2 separate regions of the Mus musculus genome follow, and region 1 is linked to region 2. A link is a loop called in an ENCODE intact Hi-C map of the cell type or tissue named here. Cell type or tissue: heart. All regions are shown on one strand. Links, peaks and the distances in the headings refer to the core of each region. The heading gives the core; the rest is flanking DNA. Region 1 overlaps Gm10000 (a long non-coding RNA gene). Region 2 has its middle 84 kb from the start of Gm10000.

The links. A loop is a pair of places that touch in the nucleus more often than their neighbours do. Peaks named below come from ENCODE experiments on the same cell type or tissue, not always from the same donor. Only the 100,000 strongest peaks of a DNase experiment are listed, where the experiment ranks them.
Region 1: a loop joins it to region 2, with 2.4 times the contacts of the local background. A loop is called at or near these places in 7 of 42 quality-filtered maps.

Annotation. Positions count from the first base shown.
Region 1 is chr12:104,486,773-104,496,992 of GRCm38, reverse strand. The region is part of intron 1 of Gm10000 (a long non-coding RNA gene); the gene reads right to left. Among named protein-coding and RNA genes, the nearest start is that of Gm10000, 18 kb to the right of the region's middle. In heart, for the core only: no CTCF peak of the experiment used is centred there; a DNase peak (open chromatin) is centred at 4,832; H3K27me3 peaks cover 2,559 bases.
Region 2 is chr12:104,552,110-104,562,329 of GRCm38, reverse strand. No RefSeq gene overlaps it. Among named protein-coding and RNA genes, the nearest start is that of Gm10000, 84 kb to the right of the region's middle. In heart, for the core only: no CTCF peak of the experiment used is centred there; DNase peaks (open chromatin) are centred at 1,209 and 4,299; H3K27me3 peaks cover 1,904 bases.

The DNA.
Region 1 (10,220 bases), core at 1,583-9,582, 66 kb after region 2:
ACAGGAGCAGTGCCGACTGCTGATGTCACTCTGGTGATGGCACTGCTGGCATAGGCGCATAAGGACACGGGGCACAAGAACACAAGGACCAGCTGAGGCCCAGGTCTGATGTACGGGAGTCCACCACTAGCCCCTTTTCTAGTCCCCAGTCTCTTCTGAATTCCTGCACACACAAGCCTGGATATTCCCTCCAGAATATTTTCTCTGCCTTCACAACAATCTTTTACCTCTTCATATTTCCCTTTGGACCAGTTACTAAAGGAGACAAACCTTGTGGGTTGATATATATATATATATATATATATATATATATATATATATATATATATATATACATACACATACATATTACCTCTTCAAAACCTAAATTCATAAATGGCGTTTGGCAAGCTGTTTACTGCCCAGCTTTAATGGCCTGTTTATGACCTGGAGCCTGCATCTGTTAACACACCCGGCCTCATCATTTTTCCTCATTAACTATCAATTTGGAAGCCAGCTTTGGCATTAACCATGCCTAGACCTAAATGGCTGCGGACAGTCGATTTTATGACCAAGCCTTGTCTTGGAAATGGGGGACCTGTCATCAGAGAAGAGGGCTGCAGAGAGGGTGACTTGTGTGTGCAAGCAGGCGACAACATGGGGCTACAGGGGAGAGTGTGAGGCAGATGGAGCTTAAGAGTCCTCCATGTAGGGGAACGCTGCGTCTAAGATAGATCATGCTTCTCTTAGCTGCAAAGGGGACAGAAGCTTATTTTGATGTTAACAGCAGAACATCAGAGAGGGACCTGGGGAAATGGCTCACACTTGGCAGAGTGCTTGCCCAGCAGGTATGAAGCTGTAGGTTTGATTCCCGACATCGCATAACCCCTGGCATGGTGGCACACACCTGTGAGACCAGCACTCAGAGACCGGAGCAGGATGTTCAGAACTTTAAAGTCATTCTTGGCTACATAGGAACTGCAAAGAGACCCTTTCTCAAAAAATCGAACAACAAAAACCCAAAGCAAAACTCAGGATATCAGAGATGGATAATCAAGAGTTTACGATCTAGAAAACAAAACCATCCTTAGAAGGGTGGCCAAGAAAATACCTCCTTGGAGAGTGGGCCACCAGAGACACTGACCCTGAGTCTGATCTTCTGGGGTCCTGGTATCGTTGTCCCCATTCACTCCGTGTCAGACTCTTGCTAGGGTCAAGGGATGCAGATATGACGGAAGGATGAGTCCTGCTCCTAAGAGGCTCATGGACAACGTAGACAGAAGTGTGCTTGAAGATGCAGATAACTATGAAGCTATGTGAGCTCAGGGCTGAGAGGGCAGACAGGGGATGTCAGCCCGAGCATGCAAAACTGGGGCATTGGGTCCAGCAAGCAGAAGTGTGCTGGGTGAACAGCCTACAGTGGCACTGCCAGCACGATCCTCCAAGGGATGGTGTTGGAGAGCTGCAGGTTTTAGCCTCTACCTGCTTTTTGCCTATCTGGTCTCCTGCCATCTTTTCCCCATCAGTCCTCGGAGCTCCAGCCTCACCATCTGGAGGAGCATAAAGTGTGCCCCCAAAATGCATATCCCTGGGAGCTTAGAAGGTCAGAATGTGATCGCATTTGGAATGAAGTCTCTGTAGGTATTAGTATCAAAATGGAGTCAGACTAGATAAAGTGGCCTCACAGGACAGAAAGGAATGAAGGCACCCACAGGACCCACAGGAGAAGAGCCTAATGCTGATGGGAACTAAAGAATGCCAAGCCTGCTGGTCATTGCCAGAAGCACACAAGAGGGAAGAGAGGACTCTCCCAAGAGCCTCAGGGGCAGTGAGTGTTCCTTCCGTGCTGCATGGTTTCAGAGTCTCCACCTCAGCAAGAAGAGTGTGCATCTCTGATGCTTTAATCAAGCTCCTTCTTGGAGCTTCATCAGGGCAGCCCTGGAGGGAAGATGACATCACCTGCTGCTAACACACCTCCTGCCCTGGGACCCCGATCCTCACTGGTGTGTTGTTGTTTGTTTGTTTGCTTGCTTGCTTTCATCTGATTTATTGTCCAAAATCCCAGCCAAGAGATTCTGTTTTGAGAGGGTAGACTTAGTCCAAGCTACTAACACCATTCCTTTAATAATCCCACTTGGGGCTATAGCTCGGTCGGTACTGTGCTTGATTAGCATGCATGAGGCCTTGAACTTGAACCTCAGCATCATATCAACTGGGTACGGTGGCACATGCCTGTAATCCCAGCACTCAGGAGGTAGAGGCAAGAGGCTCAGAAGTTCAAGACCATCCTTGGCTGGAGTGCACAGAGTTCATAGCCAACCTCAGCTACAGGAGACCCTGCCTCAAAACAAACAAACAAACAAACAAACAAACAAACAAATGCAAACAGATCTGCACTCACTTCAGCCAAGGGAATTTTACACTGATTGGTTGGTTGGTTTTGTGTGTGTGTGTGTGTGTCTGTGCATGCACAAGTGCGTGTACATGTGTGTTGTATGTGTGCCAGCCACAGTATACATATGGAGGTCAGAAACAATCTGGGGATTGGTTCTCTCTTTGCACCCAAGTCATACCCCACCTTCCTGACCCCCAGACACCCCATAAGATTGTTAAAAGAAGCTCCCACAAAGATGGGAGGACAGCCTGGAGGTGGACTCTCGGTGTCTTGTCTGCAATGACTGCCTCTGTGACTGGAGTCACACTTCTTCTCTGGGGTCTCCTCACACAATGTCCAGGGTGTCATTGCTACAATGTCCATTGCCAAATTGCTGCTCTGGTAAATCTGGCCTGGCCTTGTGCTTGACCATCATGAACTCAAATCCTTGCCCTGCCCAGGAAAGTGAGACCAAGACACTCATGTCAACCCAACAGCTTTCTACTTTGACCTGGCTTTGAGCCAACAATGACTTCAAACTTCTGACTCCTCCTCACTCTCCACCTCTCCATACCACCATGCTCCATTTATGTGTTGGGGATTGAACTCAGGGCTTCATGCTTGTGTGGCAGGCATTCAACCAACTAAACTATATCCCATCTACTTCTTAATTTTGAGACAAGTTGCATTTAAATTCACTTGGTAAACCAGGCAGGCCTCATGGTTGCAATCCTCCTGCCTCAGTCTCTGGAGGAGCTAAGATTATAAGCTTACACTAAATTTGATTTTTTTTTTTTTTTGTACTTGAGCTTGAACCCAGGACCTCACCAGCTTCAGTTTTTGCATCTGCAAGATGTCCCTTGAAATCCTGTCTGGGTCCCATGGATGGAAGGAGGATATGCTGGATAATGTAGGGGCAGGCCCTGCCACAAGGTTGAGCGGTGGTTAAATCATAGTACATTTCCTTCTTATGATGGTCCGTCTCATTGATGTGGGCATTTCCCTTACGAGCATCCACTAGGATTCCCCCTCCCTGTGCGGCAGCTACAGCAGCTGTGTGCCTTGTGAAGCATCCACCTGCATTCATTCACCAACCTGTCAGTTGCCAGCTAGATGGAATATGAGTAAAGGAGAAAATTTGGGAGAAGAGACCCAGCAGAGAAAGCTAGCTGATGAGAGGAAGAAATTCAAGCCTCAGCAGGGATCCCACAGAAGGAGGGGACAGAATGTGACAGAGCTGAGATCACCTCCCCTGAGTGACACAGTGGAGAGTCGAAGGCAGGGGAATGCAACCAGAGCCAGCGGTTCAGACCTGCTCCTGTGGCTGCCATTGGCTTGTAGACTGACAGCTGAGTCTGTTCAGGTTCTTATCTCAATAAGAACCCAATTTATGAATGCAGAATAAGTAAAGCTGTGCAGGAGCCCAGACCACCACTGATAAAAAACTGCCTTCCTGTGGAAACTCTTCATCTATATGTTAATCCCATTAATTTATTTAGATGGCAATGACAAAACTGGCAGGAAACTTTGTAATACATTGTATCTACTTACTTGTGTGTGGGTGCCTACACCCATATGAGCATATATGAAGGTCAGAGGGCAGATGTGTGAATATGTGTGTGTGGGGGGGGTATGGTGGGTGGTGGGGTGTTCTCCTCTCCTTTCTTGGTATAAATCCTAAGGTTGGAACCCTCCAGGTCTTTAGGCCTGGGGGCAAGGGCATTTATTCACGAAGCCATCTCCAAGGCTCCTAAATTAGAATTTTAGTATTCTTATTTACAAAACAAGTTTGCTTAAGTGTCCATCCACAGTTTGTCCAGTTCTGCTCTCCTCTTCAGCCTTGAGTACTGATGGTTCCCTCCCTCTCTTGCCCTTCCCTCTCTTCCCCAATCTTTCCCTCTCTCCTTCTCTCTCTTCCTGCTGGGGATCGAGCCTTCTGGTTCTTGTACATTCTAGGTAAATGCTCTACCACAGAGCTGCACTCCCAGAAAACAAGCGTTCTCAATTTTGTTGGTCGTTTGATATTTTGAGATTCTAGCCCAGGCTGGCCCAAACTTGTGATCCTCCTGCCTCAGCTTCCTGTGTGCTAGGAAGACTGACTTGGCCCGGGACCACACCTGGCTAGTTCTTAATCTTATCAAGGTTGTGTTAACAAGCCTTATCTTCTACTGGCTAGCCTTATTTAGAAAATACTTACTGGGGCTACGCGCAAATCCTCTCTCTAAAACACTAAAGCTGAGCCTTTCTTTAACCTATTTCCTTATCTGGGGCTTAGATGTGATAAAAATGGAGACCCAAGTTCATTTCCTCTGTAGATAACCAGAAGCCCAAGTAACAGCTCTGGATCAGCCCCTCCCTCCGTAGGCAGCCTGAAGGCGTTGGGTTACCTCGGCCTTACTCTCTGGGCTTGTTCCCAAGCTTTGGATTCTGCATCCCTGGTCGGCTCGGCTGCCTATGCCAAGAGCCACCACAGCACAATCCAAATAGCTCCACAGTAGACTCCCAAGCCTTCTGGGCACATCGCCCTGCTTCATGCCTCTTCAGGAATGTCCTGGCTATTCTTGGGCCTTTGTTCCTTTACAGAAATTTTAAGGTCAGCTTGTCCAGCCCTCTTGAAAGTTTCAGCTGGATTTTGATTGAAAGTGCTTTATGTCTGCAGCGCAATTCAGAGATGCGTATGTGCGAGGTTGCCAGCGTTGAATAGTTTTTCTCTAACATATAATTTTCTTCACAAAAGTCTTCCATGTTTAAAAACAATTATCCCCAGGTGCCTTTTATCTTCTTTTGCTATTATAAATGGTGTCACCTTGGAAATTACATTTCCACCCATTTGTTACTGATGCATGGAAATATGATTTTTTTTATTATTGGTAGTTTTATCTAAAATATACTTTAGTGGATTCTCATTAATCGTAACAATTCATAGACTCTTGGTTTCTTTTGTATATGTATGTATATATTTTAAATGTTTATTTTTTAACTCTCTCTCTCTCTCTCTCTCTGTCTGTGTGTGTCTGTCTGTCTATGTGTGGGTATGTGGTTGTGAGCACAAGCACCCGAGGAATCGAGAAGAGAGTATCAGACCCCCTGGAGCTGGAGTTAACTCCAGGAAGTTCTGCTAACTGCCAAGACATTTTGTTCTTGTTTTTGGTTCTAGACAAGGTCTTCTGTAGCTCTGACTGGTCTCGAACTCACTATTTCACAACGCTGACCTTGAACTTGTGAGTCTCCTGCCTCCATCTCCTAAGTGGGAGTTTGCTTCCAGAGAAGATGTTATTGTACTGAAGCAGGAGTTTAGCTTTCAGTTGGAAGAGACAAGAATGGAAAGCTCTAGATTTGTCAGAGAAAGTAAGTCTCCTTCCCAGGTCTTTCACAGTAGAGGTTCTCCTGTGCCAACTTCACTGACCAGCAGTTGGGGCATGGTCCGGGAAGTCCAGGCTGAGAGCCACACACAGTTCTTTACTTGCTTGCCCAATAGGGCGGGCTTCCAGGAATCTGGTCTCTGGAAGACAACTGGGCCAGACACTGCTGCTGTGATTGCAGCACTTAGGAGGCTGAGGCAGGGGGATGAAGAGTTCCAGGTATACTGAGCTGCAGAGATCCAGGCCAGCCTGGGCTACAAAGGGAGAACAGTCTCAGAGGAAAGATGGGGAAAGTAAGAGGTGGGGAGACAGGAAGGGAGGGGAGAGAGGGGAAGGGAAAAGAGTTAAGACACTACTCATCCCCCACCCAACCCAGCTAAGACCTAGAGCAAGTTCAGGGCAGGGTACCAGGATTCTTCTCTCCCACCAGCCTTTCTCACAAGTGCCTCCTGCTTCTTCATTCCACTCAATCAATTAGCATATTAATTAATTAATTGTGCTGGGAGGGAGAGCCAAAGCTTTCCTCCTGCAGGCAAGCTCTCCATCACTGAAACCCTGCTCACTCTGTACTCTTCCAGGAGTCAGAGGCTGCTCAACACCAGTCCCTCTGAGAAGAGAACTCTGTCTTTGACCTTCTTGGCCCCTTGATTTATTGTGCATTTTCCTGCCTCTGCAGCACCCTGGGCTCTGTCCTGGATCCCTGATGGACCCCTCCCCATCTTTGCTTTTCCTCCTGCATCCTTTCCTTGTTCTCCACATCTCCAGTTTCCTAGCCTTGCTCACTGGCTTATCTTCCTTCCAGGCTCCTGTAACCTTTGCCATCCCCTCCTAAGGTTCCTGACAGGGCCATCCACACAGCGAGAAGGTAGTGGACGAGGTAATCATGGCTCTTGGCACTTGGTCCCTGGTCCTTGAGCTAGGACCCGTCACAGTAACGATGGTCCCTTTCCTTCACCTTTGGCTCATGAATATGAGCCTGACCTGAACTTGTCCCAGCCTGTACTGATCACAGTTCCGACATCCTAGCAGCTGTGGCAGGATTGCTACTTGCCAAGGACTCCACGTGGAATGTAGCCAGCACTTCTCCTGCAGTGGGTGAATGACCAGTGAATAAACAGATCCCATAAAGCACTTTATAGAGCTTACTACCTTTAATCATTCTTCCAAACAGCCCTAAGAGACAAATTCCATGTCAGAGCCCGGCTCACCACTCAAGAAGCAGGAATGCCTAAGCTGTCCAGCAGTTTACCTCAAGCGATCAGAAGTAGTACATGGTGGGCCCGAGATGCAAAGCCACAACTGTTGTGATTCATTATCCAGTGTCTCACTGTCCTTTGTGGTGGCCACTAGCCAGGGGTGGCTACTGAGGGCTTCAAATGCAGCTAGGCTGACTTCAGATGGGCTGTCAAGGGCAAACATGACCCACATGTTAGAGTATCGCTCTGCCTAAAAGCATGGTGAAAGCTGGGCATGTGCACATTTGTAATCTCTGTGCTCAAGAGGCTGAGGCAGGAGACTGAGGTCAGCCTGGGGAACATAGCAAGATCTTGTCTCCAACAAAAGAAGACATAGCAAAAAAGCAAAAACACATAGAGCCAACCTCCACCAACAAAAAACGAAGAAAGAAAACGAACAGTTTTCACTATTAATATCTTGACAGTATTTTTAATTTTGGTGATATTATTATTGTTGTTTGGTTAGTGTTTTGTTTTGTTTTGCTTTGCTTTGCTTTGAGATAGAGACACACTATGAAGAGTTCCTAGGCTGTGAGAATGACATCAGGGTTTCATGTAGTCCAGACTGGCCTTTAATTTCTGATTCTCCAGTACACATTCCAAGTACTGCCACACTCAGCCTGCTTGGCTTAATTGATAGGAATTTGCTGTCTGATAGTTCCAGGTTCCACAAGTCCAAAACAGAGGTGCTTTCAAGGTCACCTCCTTTCTTTTCATTGCTTTGTTTTATTTTTTGAGACAGGGACTTGCTCCGTAGCCCATATTGGCCTAGAACTTTCTATGTAGTACATGTTAGCCTCAAATTTGTGATATTTCTGACTTTGTCTTCCAGATGCTGAGACTGGGGCCTGATCCCCACAGCACGCTCAGGGTTGGCTCCTTCTGAGCCTGGGGTGTCTGTTCCAGGCTCTTTTCCAGCTTCTGCCAGCCTCAGACTTGTTGATTATGGCTCCTTCAGAGACCCCAATGCTCTGCTCTAACCTCTCTCACACCCTTTGCCCTGCCCTTCCTTCCTTCTTCCTTCCTTCCTTTTCCTTCTGCTTTTCCTTTAAAATTTCTTTTGGATTATTTTACGTGTACGAGTGTTTTGCCTGCAAGCATGTATATGTCTCAGAGGTCAGAAGAAGGCGTCGGAGCCTTTGAAATTGGAGTTACAGATGGTTGTGAGCCACCATGTTGGTGCTGGGTCATCATCCGCAAGAACAACAAATGCTCTAAAGCACAGAGCCAGCTCTCCAGCACTGCCCCTCCCCTTTCTTTATATTTATCAAGTGTTAGCATATCATAGCATCTGCATAGGTTCAGGCACGGAACACTACCAATAGATGTAATGACACTATGGGCATGGACCCTAAGTGTCAGCCCATGCTGATAGGCAGAGCCTATGTGAGGCTCTACCTACTCCCACCAACTAGCTATGAGATTCAGGAAGACTCCTTTTAGGTTCCACATTGATCCACAGAGGGGTGTGAGCCTGGAGGTCTCCTAGGACCCCCACAGAGGGCTCCTGCAGCCTCCTGTGATAGCTCAGTGGTCTGGGCTACAGGACTCCCTCCGGAGCATCATTTTGCTGCATTTCACTCAGCTGGTGCAGCCAGCATCTACATGCCTGCTGTGCATAGCATTGAGGGCCTTTCCTGGAACTGTAAGCCAGACCTCGCAGGGGCAGACACGTAGAGATACTTCTCTGATGTCCCACCCCAGGCTTTCCACTCAGTTTCTTAGCTATATGAGTACTTGATCTTGTATGACCCATGTTCTGGGAAAAGAGAAACCTGAGGTCAGTGGACCCCAGCAGTTTGCCCTGAAGCCAAGTATCCAGAGTTTGGCTTTGCCCTTGGTTAGTTAACTGTTTGTTAACTTGGGCCATTTCCTAAGCCTCACTGACATAGGGTGCCCTGGAAAACTCCAATGCTAATTTGACTAGCTGTCCTTAAGGATTCCATGGGGCCAGCACAGCACAGAGATCATGCCATAAATGGTGTCTCTCTCTTCACTGGGAGACAGATTTTTTTGGTGTAAGAACAACATAGAAGTCTATGAGGGGCATCAGGACAAACTTCCAACATACTTTAAGTTTAAAACATAATGGAAGGGGCTGGGATGTAGCTCAGTTAATATAACACTTGCCTAGTGTGCTTAAATCCCTGGGTTTGAACTTTCATATTCTTAAACTGGACATGGTGGTACAAGCCTATAATCTCAGCACTCCAGAGATGTAGATTTCAAGGCCAGCCTAGCCTACATAGTAAGATACCAACACATGCACGCACATGCACAGGCGCGCACACACACACACACACACACACACACACACACACACACACGTACACACACTCGTGCACACACTCGTGCACACACATTACAAAATGCTGATTTTTTTTTGTCCCTGTTCACTGTACCCAGGGCCCATACATTACTCCTCCCCCCCCCCCCTGCTGTTTTGTTTTGCTTAGTTTTGAGACAAGAACTCACGTAGCCCTGGTTGACCTCAAGCTTGCTGTGAAGCCAAGGCGGACCTTGAACTCATGGCTGTCCTGCCTGCATTTCCCTGCGGCCGAGATCACCTGGTTTACTCCCTCCTTCGAAACAGTTTTTTGTTGCTCTTAGAAAAGGTTTTATTGTGTGGCTGACTTTGGACTCAGGATCCTCCTGTCCCATTCTATCCAGTGCTGGGACCCCAAATAAGAGCCTCCGTACCCCCTAACAATATGTTGAAAACTTTCTTGAGGGTATACCCCATAAAGACAGGGACTCTCTTACATGATCGATTATTTTCTCAAAATGCAATGGAATTCTTGACACCCAGGAGGGGAAAAAATACTATCTGAATGCACGGTGACTGTGAACTCAAACAGTCAAAATATTTCACGTTTTAAAACAATAATGTGGGCAGAAGCTATAGCTCAGTGATAGGGCACTTGCCCAAGTGTGAGGTCATAGGTCAATCCCTAGGTCTTTCAAATAAAACAAAAATACATGTCAAAGCAACAGGAGCAGCACCAACAAAACCCATGAGGGTGCCAGGAGATGCCAGCGCCGTAGAGGCTGAGAGGGTAGGGCTGAGGAGAGGGCGCATCAGGTAAAAGCTGTCATGCAAGCTTGGTGACCTAACTTCGATTCCCAGAACCCATATAAAGATGGAGGGAGAGAACTGACTCCACACAGCTGGCCCCTCATCGGTATACATGTGTTTCCTCAAAATTAATACTAATAATAACAATAAAAAGAGTCCCGTGCCAGCCCAACTGCACTACCAACAAACCAACA
Region 2 (10,220 bases), core at 1,156-9,155:
GCTACAGGTGGGAATATGTGGGTGTGAACAGGTGTGCGTGTCCTCCCTGCAGCCCTTGGGCACCTTCCTCAGCAGCATCCTGTCGTGGCGCAATCCCCAGCTATAAAGAGAGCATTATCCAACCAAACCAGAGGGCAAACTTTCCCAGCCTCAGATTCTTCTAGACTAGTACTTTTATTACACTTAGTTATTCATTGTGGGAGGGGACACATGCCTGTGGTGTGAGGAAGATAACTTAGGGAGTTTGTCCTTGGTTCCCACCATCTACCATAGGGGACCCAGAAATCAGGCGCGCCACACACTTGTCATACAGCTGGCTAATGGTAAACACAGTAGGATAATTTGCATCTCTTTGGCTCTCAGGGAAGGGCTTGATGAAAATTCAAATATTTATTGAATGTGCTATCCTTCCATAACACAGGAGAGAAAACTGAGGCTCCCAGGTGTGAGATTCCCTGTTCGGAGCTACTGTCGACAGGTCTGCATTCCTAGACACAGTATGTGTGGCTCTTTGATGTTCATGTGGCCTGTGGCCTGGGCATGGTGCTAGACACCCAGAGACTCTGAGGAAGACATGCATCTCCGTTTCTAGCTAGCCTTCATCACTCCACTAAGATCGTGAAAAATGTAAGTCTTGTTCCGGGCAGCAGCTGCAGGCAGTGGCTGTCTTCCCCCCCTCCAGATAGCTGAGCATATAGGTGGGGTTGTGGAGATCTGGAGGCTTCCGGCAGCCTTTTAAGCCCTCTGGCACAGATGTCCACCCTCTAAAGAAAGCACGTACCCAGATAACAACCATCTGCACCCTGCTTTGCAGAGCACGTCTGTGCATGCTCCGTGTGCGATCTCTGGAGATGGAGCGGGACATAAATCTGCATGTTCAACGAGCAGAGGATATGATATAGGCTCAGATTCTCCGAGTGACTTGCCCCAGCCCTCCAGCTACTGTGAGGGCAGAAGTGAGTCACAGGCCCACGGCCAAGTCCCAGAACCTTTCTCAAACTGTCCATCCGGGATTTGCAGGAGGCAGATCCTGGCCCTGCGCATTTGAAGTTCCTCCAGGACAGCAGGCACACCTCTCCCCCTTTTTCCATGTTTTACTTTTTTTGCAAACTGTGGACAGGAGTTTTCGGGAATGTTCAGATGGGACAGCTGCAGACAATGTTCTCTTCCTAGTTCCCTTTAGCCTGGATATGCAGTCTGCATGGTGGAGAGGTATGTGGGTCAGGTCCCTGTGAGGCCCACTCTGAAGTCATGGGTGAATGACTAAGTTTATTTGGGAGATGAGCCCAGGAAGTGCAGGCCAAGCCGAGGTCGGGGGAAGAAGGAAAGCCAGGGAACTTGACACTGTACCAAGTAAGTTACCACTGCAGCCTGGGCCTGGGGGGAGACAGTACCGCTGCAGCCTGGGCCTGGGGGGAGACAGTACCGCTGCAGCCTGGGCCTGGGGGGAGACAGTACCGCTGCAGCCTGGGCCTGGGGGGAGACAGTACCATTGCAGCCTGGGCCCAGAGGGACCAGAGTCACGCAGAGTGGTACCCCGTTTGAGAGGTCTTTCTCCCCATGTCCCATCCGTCTGTCCATCCAGGCTGCAGCCCTCCAGGGTGCCGTCTCACTCTAAACCTCCATGTTCTTCAGTTCATGCAACCCCAGCAAGCCCCAAGGTGGAGACTCCTAGCTGCTTGCATTCGACTGCTGCTGGAATATGCTGGAAAGGCAAGTGGGGATGCCATTCACCATATGTGAGGGCATACATCCCAAGACCCAGGAAAGGGCACAATAGCTTTAGAAAGTACCAACTTCTATATAAACTATAATCTTCCAGTATACACATACCTGCAATGAAGTTCCAGTCATGAATTAGGCACAGGCTACTCCCATCAATACCAATTAAAAGAGGACAGTTGTAACAAAGTATCACAGGAATGACAGGGGTGTCCCTGTCCCTAAAGAGTCAATACAGATATTCACCCTTTTGGATTGTGACTGACCAAAGCTTCAGAAAAATGGAATAGGAGGCTCAGGGTGTTGGGTGTGGGAATTGTAGGTAGTAGGGCTTGAATAAATAATTGAGTTTGGGAAATCTTTATTGACTACATTTACAGTTTTAATTTTAAACGCTTTAACGTTAAATATGCATACCACAAATTTTACCCATTTAAAAAAAAATTGAGGTGTGATCTCATACAGCCCAGCCTAGCCTTGAACTTACAATGTGCCTTAAAATGTCTTTGAACTTGTGATTCTCAGGTCAGTATCCCCTGGGTACCAGTTGAGATTACCAAACAAGTTTGGGTTACAAGTATGGGCCGCCTTCCCAGCCATAGTACGTGCTTGGACTTGAACCTAGGACTTCATGCGTGGTAGTCAAGCATGCTCCGGACTGAGCCACATCCCCAACTCTCTCTGCTGACTATTTTTATGCGTACAGTTCAACAAGATGAAGACCCATGCACTACCATGGTCTCTCTGGACACTTAGTGTGTATTCCCACCTCACCAACCCCTGCAGCCCTGACAGCCATGGCCTACTTCTCTGTCTTTAAATTTGACTCTCCAGGTGTCTCATGTAAGTGGAACCACGTGGTATCTGTCCTTTCATATCTGGCTTGGATGGGTTAATTGCCAAAATGTGCATGCCCTGTTGCCTAGAGTTGAGGTCCCAAGACCCTTGTATTTCCGAAGACAGCAAAGTGACGGTGCTGTGTGATGAAGGTCTCAAAATTTTCATGGTGGTATTGTATGTTGCGGTGAAAAGGCGGGTACCACCTCCATCAGAAGAGGGTCCTGAGGGAAGATGCAGTTTACTTCAGTGGTCTGGGGAACGATGCAGCTGTTTAGCAGAGCAAAAGATGTAGTCCGTAAGAATGGCCAGGAGAGGTGAAGTTTCAGCCAAGACAAAAACCAAGCCCTTCAAAGACCCAGCTATGCAAATCCCCGAAGCAAGGTAAGAGGTAAGTTCAACAAAGAAAGACTGGATTTTGTTTAAAAGAAGCCAGGTGTGGCCGTGCACTCTGATTCTCTCAGCACTGTTGAGGCTGAGGCAGGACGGAGCTTGGGCTTCTGGCTGCTCTGTGCTGCACTGTCAGATTCTTGACTCCAAGAGAGAAAGAAAGAACAGGAAGGAATAAAGATGGAGGAAGGGGGGGGAAGTATAAAAGGATACAGGCATGTACCATATGGTCTGCAGGGATGCAGCCATGTACTGTGTGCACTGCAGCTCTGCAGGAACGGTAGGCGAGCGGATTAAGCGTGTTGCGGGGAAAATGGATCTGAGCAGGACTGCCTTTAACATTGTCTTTTCTTAAGAATGGATAATAATGTCGATTTCTTCTGAAAATATAGCTCCTAATAGTGAAGGAACGCTCTCTCGACATCACAATGCAGTCATTTACATTCGGCTACATATAACAGTGAACTGGATGTGTGTGTCTGTCAACAGACAGATACGGGGAGCTGGCTCAGGAGTTTGGGGCATCTGTTGCTCTTGCTGAGGATCCAGGATCTATTCTCAGCACTCACATGGTGACTCACAACCATCCGTAACTCCAGTTTCAGGGGATCCAAAGCCACCTTCTGACCTCTGCAGGTACTACACACATGTACGCATATATATGTGCAAGCAAAGCACTCATGCATATAACAAATAAATCTGAAACAAAGTTTCTAAGACATACACAAAGATACTCATGACAACAATAAACATTGGCTAAAAGTGTGAAATACCTGCCTATCCAGTATATAATGGGTAGAGTTGGGGATGCTGCTGTCAAACAGGTGCAAGGCTCTGGATTCCAGGCTTCACTCTTAGCATGGAGTGAAGAGGAGGCAGAGGTGGAGAAGGAGGAGGAGGAGGAGGAGGAGGAGGAGGAGGAGGAGGAAGAGGAGGAGGAGGAGGAGGAGGGAGAGGACTGGGTGAGGAGAAGGAAGAAAAAGAAGTGAGGGACAGGAAGAGAGGGAAGGAAAAGAAATAGGGAGGGTAGGATAGGTATGGTGACAAGAAAGGAAGAGGAGAAGAGATGAGGGGGTGGGACCAGACAGGGAGGGGAGGGAAAAGAAGGCGGGACAAGTCCAAATAGAGCAACAGTCTTTGTTCATGGCTGTCCCTAGGAGAAGAGCAATGTCTACTGAGACAAAAGAGAAACTGAGGATATCAACCAGGGCGGGTGAGGGGGCCCCAGCCCTAGGCCCAGCTCCACATTTTCACAGGCAGTGGGTCAAAGGGAGGAGAAATCCTATGCAGGACCCATGTCCTGGGCTCAGGCCGAGTGCTGGCTCAGCATCCCCTGGCTGGTGCCCCTTGGCCAAGCTCACTGCCTCTTTGAGTGTGTGAGCTGGCCCATGGCCCTGGCTGCCACTCAGCTCGGCCATCAGGAGATGCCAGATGTCCTGGTAGACACCCACTCGCTATGGCCGCCTTCCCTGGCTCTGCAGAATGAGACTGGAGGGATCTGCTTAGTCTCTGGACAGAGGGATTTTGACAGGTGAAAGTATTTGAGAAAGAAAATCCTTCTGCTGCAGAATAGATGGGGAGAATTTCTTTTAAAAAAAATCAACCTTTCAGCTCAAGCAGGCCTTCAGTGAAATATAAGAATTTCTCTGATTATGTATCTAATATTGAGCAGAGAGGGGAGGGAGCAGATAAAAGGCGCTCCCCACTGAACTGGCTCTTGCCATTTCCCACACGCCGTGTTTATGATTATGGGTTTAGAGTATTTTCCTTCTTGGGTTTCATAAAGGCCGGCATCCACTCACACGGCTCGCCCCTCTGCCCTCTCCCTGATATTTCACAGCGGAGCAGGGGGAGAAAGGGTCAGCTGACCCTCCGGTGGCTTTGCACTACTGGCAAGTAGCTTGGTAAGCAGACTCTGAAGCCAAGCGACTCACCAGGAGCCGGGCTCCACCACATTTCCCAGAATTCCCCTTTGCTTCAAAATTTCATTCTGTCATGGGAGAGGCAGACTGCTGAAAGAGGTGTGCATCTCTCTCTCTCTCTCTCTCTCTCTCTCTCTCTCTCTGTGTGTGTGTGTGTGTGTGTGTGTGTGTGTGTGCACATGGGTATGAATGTGTGTGCATCTGTACATGCGTATGGATATGTGCATGCAAGGGGTTGAGTGTGTAGAAGTGTGAGAGGGTGTGTGGGTAGTGGGAGACCGCCGACGAGGAAAGCTAGAAGAGCAGCAGCAGGGTGGCTGAAGAGGCTAAGGTGGCTCGGAGATGGAGCTTGGTGATGGGCCATCCTGTGATCCTCACAGCACAGTTCTGGTCATGAGTCCTCTGAGCAACCTGAGAGGCAGGAGCCGTGGTATCCAACACACATGGGAGAAAACTGAGGCTTGGAGAAGCTGGAGGCATCGACCAGAGTCTCACATGGGGAGATCTAGCCTGAGCTGCTCACTGGCCTTGTCACAAGTACAGAACAAAACTGATCACATACCAGGATGCTCTGTTTCCACCAAGACCCCATATGTTCTTGCAGTTGCCAACGATGACCTCATGGGCTCACCACGCACAGGTGTTATTTGCCTACTCCTCTCTGCTCTTCATGGGCTGAGAAGTTCTTTACTGAAGACCTCAGGGTATCAGTTTCATGGCAGTCAATGGATCAGGTGCAACTATGGAGGTTGATTGTTGAGATGCTGCTGTGGACACGGTCATTTGTCACAAGATCAGAGGACTCCTTAGAAGGTGGACCACAACTCCGTCAGAGCAAGAAACGGCATCCCCAGAGCTTCCTGATTCAGATTCTCTCAGAACACTTTTGGCATCACTTCAAAGTAAAGTAAGAAAAACTCATGCATGAAATCCGTTTCCTGTATGCCGAGAACATACCTGGACAGAACACACCCTGACATGCCAAGAGCACACCCTGACATGCCAAGAGCATACACTGGACACTCCAAGAGCATACCCTGGACACTCTAAGAGCATACCCAGTCATGCCAACAGCAGTCCTCATGTCTGAAAAGCAGACTGGCCCACAAGAGGACAGCAGCCAACGATGACAAGTAACCATCCCTATTGCCCATGTGGGGCTCCAGTTCTGACCAGAACCATTTCAACTTGTCATTTAGGCTTCTTCCAGTCCCACCCTTATTTCCTGGTCAGAGATAAGATCCTTCATGAAAGGTAATAACACTCCATCTTGTTCTATGAAAGCAAGCAATGGCAGAATCGTTGCCCAGGGGTCCCTTCTATGCTTCTTCATCAAGCCCAGGAAAGAGAGGCCCCTGGCATCCCTGAGAGCTGGGTGGCCAAGGTTTCAATGCTCCCATAACTGGCTCTTTTCCAGAGAAATCTCCAGTCTGGAGAGCCGTGGGCTGTAGGGGGAATGTGAAGAACCGGCGTGTCTCTCTATGCAATGTCCAATTATGGATTGCAGCTTCTCTGTCCAGCAGAATCCTCCAACCGTTGGCAGCTACACTAACTGTCGTCTCCTTCTAGGGGCAGCCCCAACATGAGTGGGGTGATCAGATTGGAGCAGCCGGAATGTTGGCGGCTTTCATGTGAGATTAAATTAAGAAGCACTGGCTTGACACATACACACCAGTTGATCAACAAGGACAAAGTGTGTTCCCCTCTATCCTTAGTCAGACTTGGACTCGGGGATCTGATCACACCGTGCATAGCCCGACCTGGGAAGCTAGGACCCTAAGCTGTGTTGTTGTCTCAGGAAACCAGCTGTGCCCAGATGTTTGGGAAGCTGCCTGGCTCCATTCAGGGTTCAATCCTGTGCTCTAAAGGGGTATTGTGTGAAGCAGGTCCCCAGCAAGAGTTATTAATGAGTGAGGGAATGGGGACACCCTCTTAGCTAGAGGACGTTAGGGTGCATTAGGGCCACATGCTGGGACAGCCTAAAAGTCCATTGGACTGTTGGTGGTCCGAGCTGACTCCCAGCTCTGGCCTACAGAGACCCCAGCAGCCCTTCAGATAATTATCTCCTTCCAGGGAAGGATTTCTCTCCCACCACTGTAGGGATTTGGGGCAAAGAGCCCGTGCTACTAATTGGTGTCTTCCCAATAGCCCACCCCCACCCCCTGCTGCCACATTAACGCTGTGAGGATTACATTAAGACGGTGAGGAGGTAAGACCCAGAATAAACACAAGTGCCCTCCCTAAGTGCATTCTTGCCACAAGTTAAATCGTGTGGACCCCCAGAGCCTGCTCCTGGGAGATTTAAATACTCATTCTGAAGTACAAGTGGGGGTGGGTGGAGGCTTAGTCGATTTCTACGGATCCTGACTTCCTCTGGCATCTTCTAGGGGCTTCGTTTCTGCACTGTTTGATTCCCTTTGACGATTGTCAACTTAGGTTTACTAAAAACTGGAGAAGACTTTGTTCTTCCGGGGTGTGGGGGGGAGGGGCACCGCTGGCTTGGAAACCTGAGCCAATCCCGGCTTGTCCATCTACCCTGGCACCATTTATTGCTGTGTTTCTGAACCGCTCTGGGTAATCAATTCCAGAGGCTGGAAGAGGAGAACCTTGGCAAAGGAGCCTCTCTCTTGGCCATTGCTTCAAATATTTTATGCAACTGTAGCGTTTTGATAGGGCCCAAAATTTGAACACTAGGACATCTCCATGGTCCCTGTGTGTTGGTATTATGTGTCCCCCTGCCCTATGGAGAGCAGTTCTTGGAAGGTCCTGCAGCAAAGCACTGACGATGCTCAAGGTCTAAGCCAAGGGTTCTGCAGGACTTGGCATGAAGGTCTTGAGAAGTGACCGAACTTAGTCCACTTTTATTCAGCATTTACTGTATGCCCAGCTGTGCCGAGGGCTGGTATCCACCTTCCTTTCCAGCTTCGATAATAGCCCAGTAAAGACACCAGTTATTGTCCCTACCTCTCAGGCAGTGAGCACGGGGCAGGATTCATGCTCAACACCACTCTCTCTCGGCTCTGCCCCGATGGAAGGAGAATCATGACTCCACGGAGAAGCTCCTCTGAAGGAGCCAGAACCTGCACCATGCTAATCCCCTCGCCTCTGAGAAGTGGGAGTGCTGGGTCCAAGGGTGTAGAGTCCTTAAGTTGCGGCCACATAGGCTGCACCCTCTTCCCAATTTCCCCGCACCCCATGAACCAACGGTCCAACTCTGCAGAAACAGGCAAGCATCTTATCGCTCCCTGTGGCCTGCCTCCACCCGCCACCACTGGGTATTGAGATCCAAGTTTGGAAGCTTCTCTCAGCCTTGGGGGGAGGGAGGCCCCCACCTCCACTCTGCAGGCCCGGAGAGACAAGCCTGTGTCGGTCCTGCAGCAATCAAAGACACTTTCCAAACCGCTGCTTCTTACTGACAAACACTTGCACTTTTTCCTTGGACTCGGTAACAGAAAACAGGCTTTTCCCTGTAACTCATGGAAAACCATCTTTGAAGAGGATCTGAAAATATTCTGCTCCTCCATCCCCGCCTTACCTCAGTGCCACAGGATAGAGGCTATGGAGGTCCTTGGTAGTCTGGCTCTGAAGGCCCTGAAGTGGACAGATGTGCCCCGGACTCTGTGTCTGGAGCTGTGCTGAACTTAAGCTCCACTGCATGCCTCTGCACTCCGCTGTGCTGAGCCTCCACTCCAGCTTTCTTAGGGTTGCCGGGAAGGCCAGTGAGAATAGGCCCAAACAGCCAGCTGCAGCTTTAAACCCATATGACTGGTCCGACATCAGCCAATGTGTGTGGTTGTTCAGGACTTCCAAGACCATGAGGTGACCCAGCACCCAGTGCTGCTCAGCTTAGGATGTTTGTCCGGTAGATGGCACAGTGATAGAGACATTTCCAGGAAACAACTGCTGGCAAACTTGATCTTATAGTGCAGTGTCTTCTACCATATAAAAGTTGTGTGTCGCTTGCTTCCTGGATGAGTGTGAAGTCACAGAAAGGGAAAGAACCAGTCCCTGGCGTATGGGGAGCATATGAAAAAAAGTAGCTGTAGTGCTGGGGTAGCAGGCTCGCCTAGTGAGAACGAAGGCCTGGGTTTGACTCCCAGCACGGCACAAACCCGTGTGGTAGGGAAATTCTCTGTAATCCTGGCGCTGGGGAGATGAAGGCAGAAGGATCAGCAGTTCAAAGCCCTCCTGAGATGCTTAAGACCCTTTCTTAAAGTCAAACAACAAATGTGGCTGTCGTAGGTCCTCACTATATTTCATCCCGTCCCTCCTGAATAAAAGATAAAAGATAAAAGAATTGATGCTGCCTTCTTATGCTTCTCCGTCTGGATTTTTATTGCTTTTTTTTTTTTTTTTTTTTGTATGAAGACTGCTCGCAGAAGGCACATCCTCGGAACGCTAGCTGTCACACATTTGAGATAATGTATGTGCCACTCTGTGAGGTTAGTTGTTTTCCGAGTGGACTGTGCTCTGGTAACCTGAGGTGGACGGCAATAATGCAATTTTCCCATGGCGATGTTGTTCTAGAGGGAGTGTGCCCATTCCACTCAGGCCGTTGAAACCTAATCTGCAGGAAAGGACATTCAAACTGAATTGGAGGTTAAATTTCATTTGCTGATTTAATAAAAACTAACAGGATGGATTTGGGGATATTTCATTAATCTTTCTTTCCTTCCAGTGCAAAGGAGATTAAGTTCATTCCAGTTCAGCCTTCGCTTTCACTCCTGCAGCACACTGCAGTGTCCACTTCTTCTCTGGCAAGTTAAAACCTAATTAGTCACACACAATTCTCCCTTGACCCTGTCACCACTTGCAGGGAAGCACTGAGCAGCAGGCGTGAAGGTACACACGCAAGTGTGTGCATGCACAGCTCACATGGTCACCCCACACGCTCATATCGCACATATACACAACAGCATACCACGTACACGCAGGCGTATACATATTTACACGCTTTCACTTGTACTATACACCTATATAACACCACGTACATCATATATCAAATACACATATATAACATCATATGCATACCTATCACACACATGTACATACTTGCATGCATCTATCATACATATGTATTACATGCAGGCAAGCCACACACATATACATATATATAACATATAAACCATGCTAAATAATTCACACACATATATGACACATGCATACAAACACCAAATGTGCTCAATACATACAGCATAACACATATAAAATATCACACTTATATATCATACTCATGGTATATATCACATATAGTCTCCACAGACAGATACCACACATATATGTATATACCACAAATAACATATATATCCATCACACAAATTATACCATATCACATGCATCAATCATCTA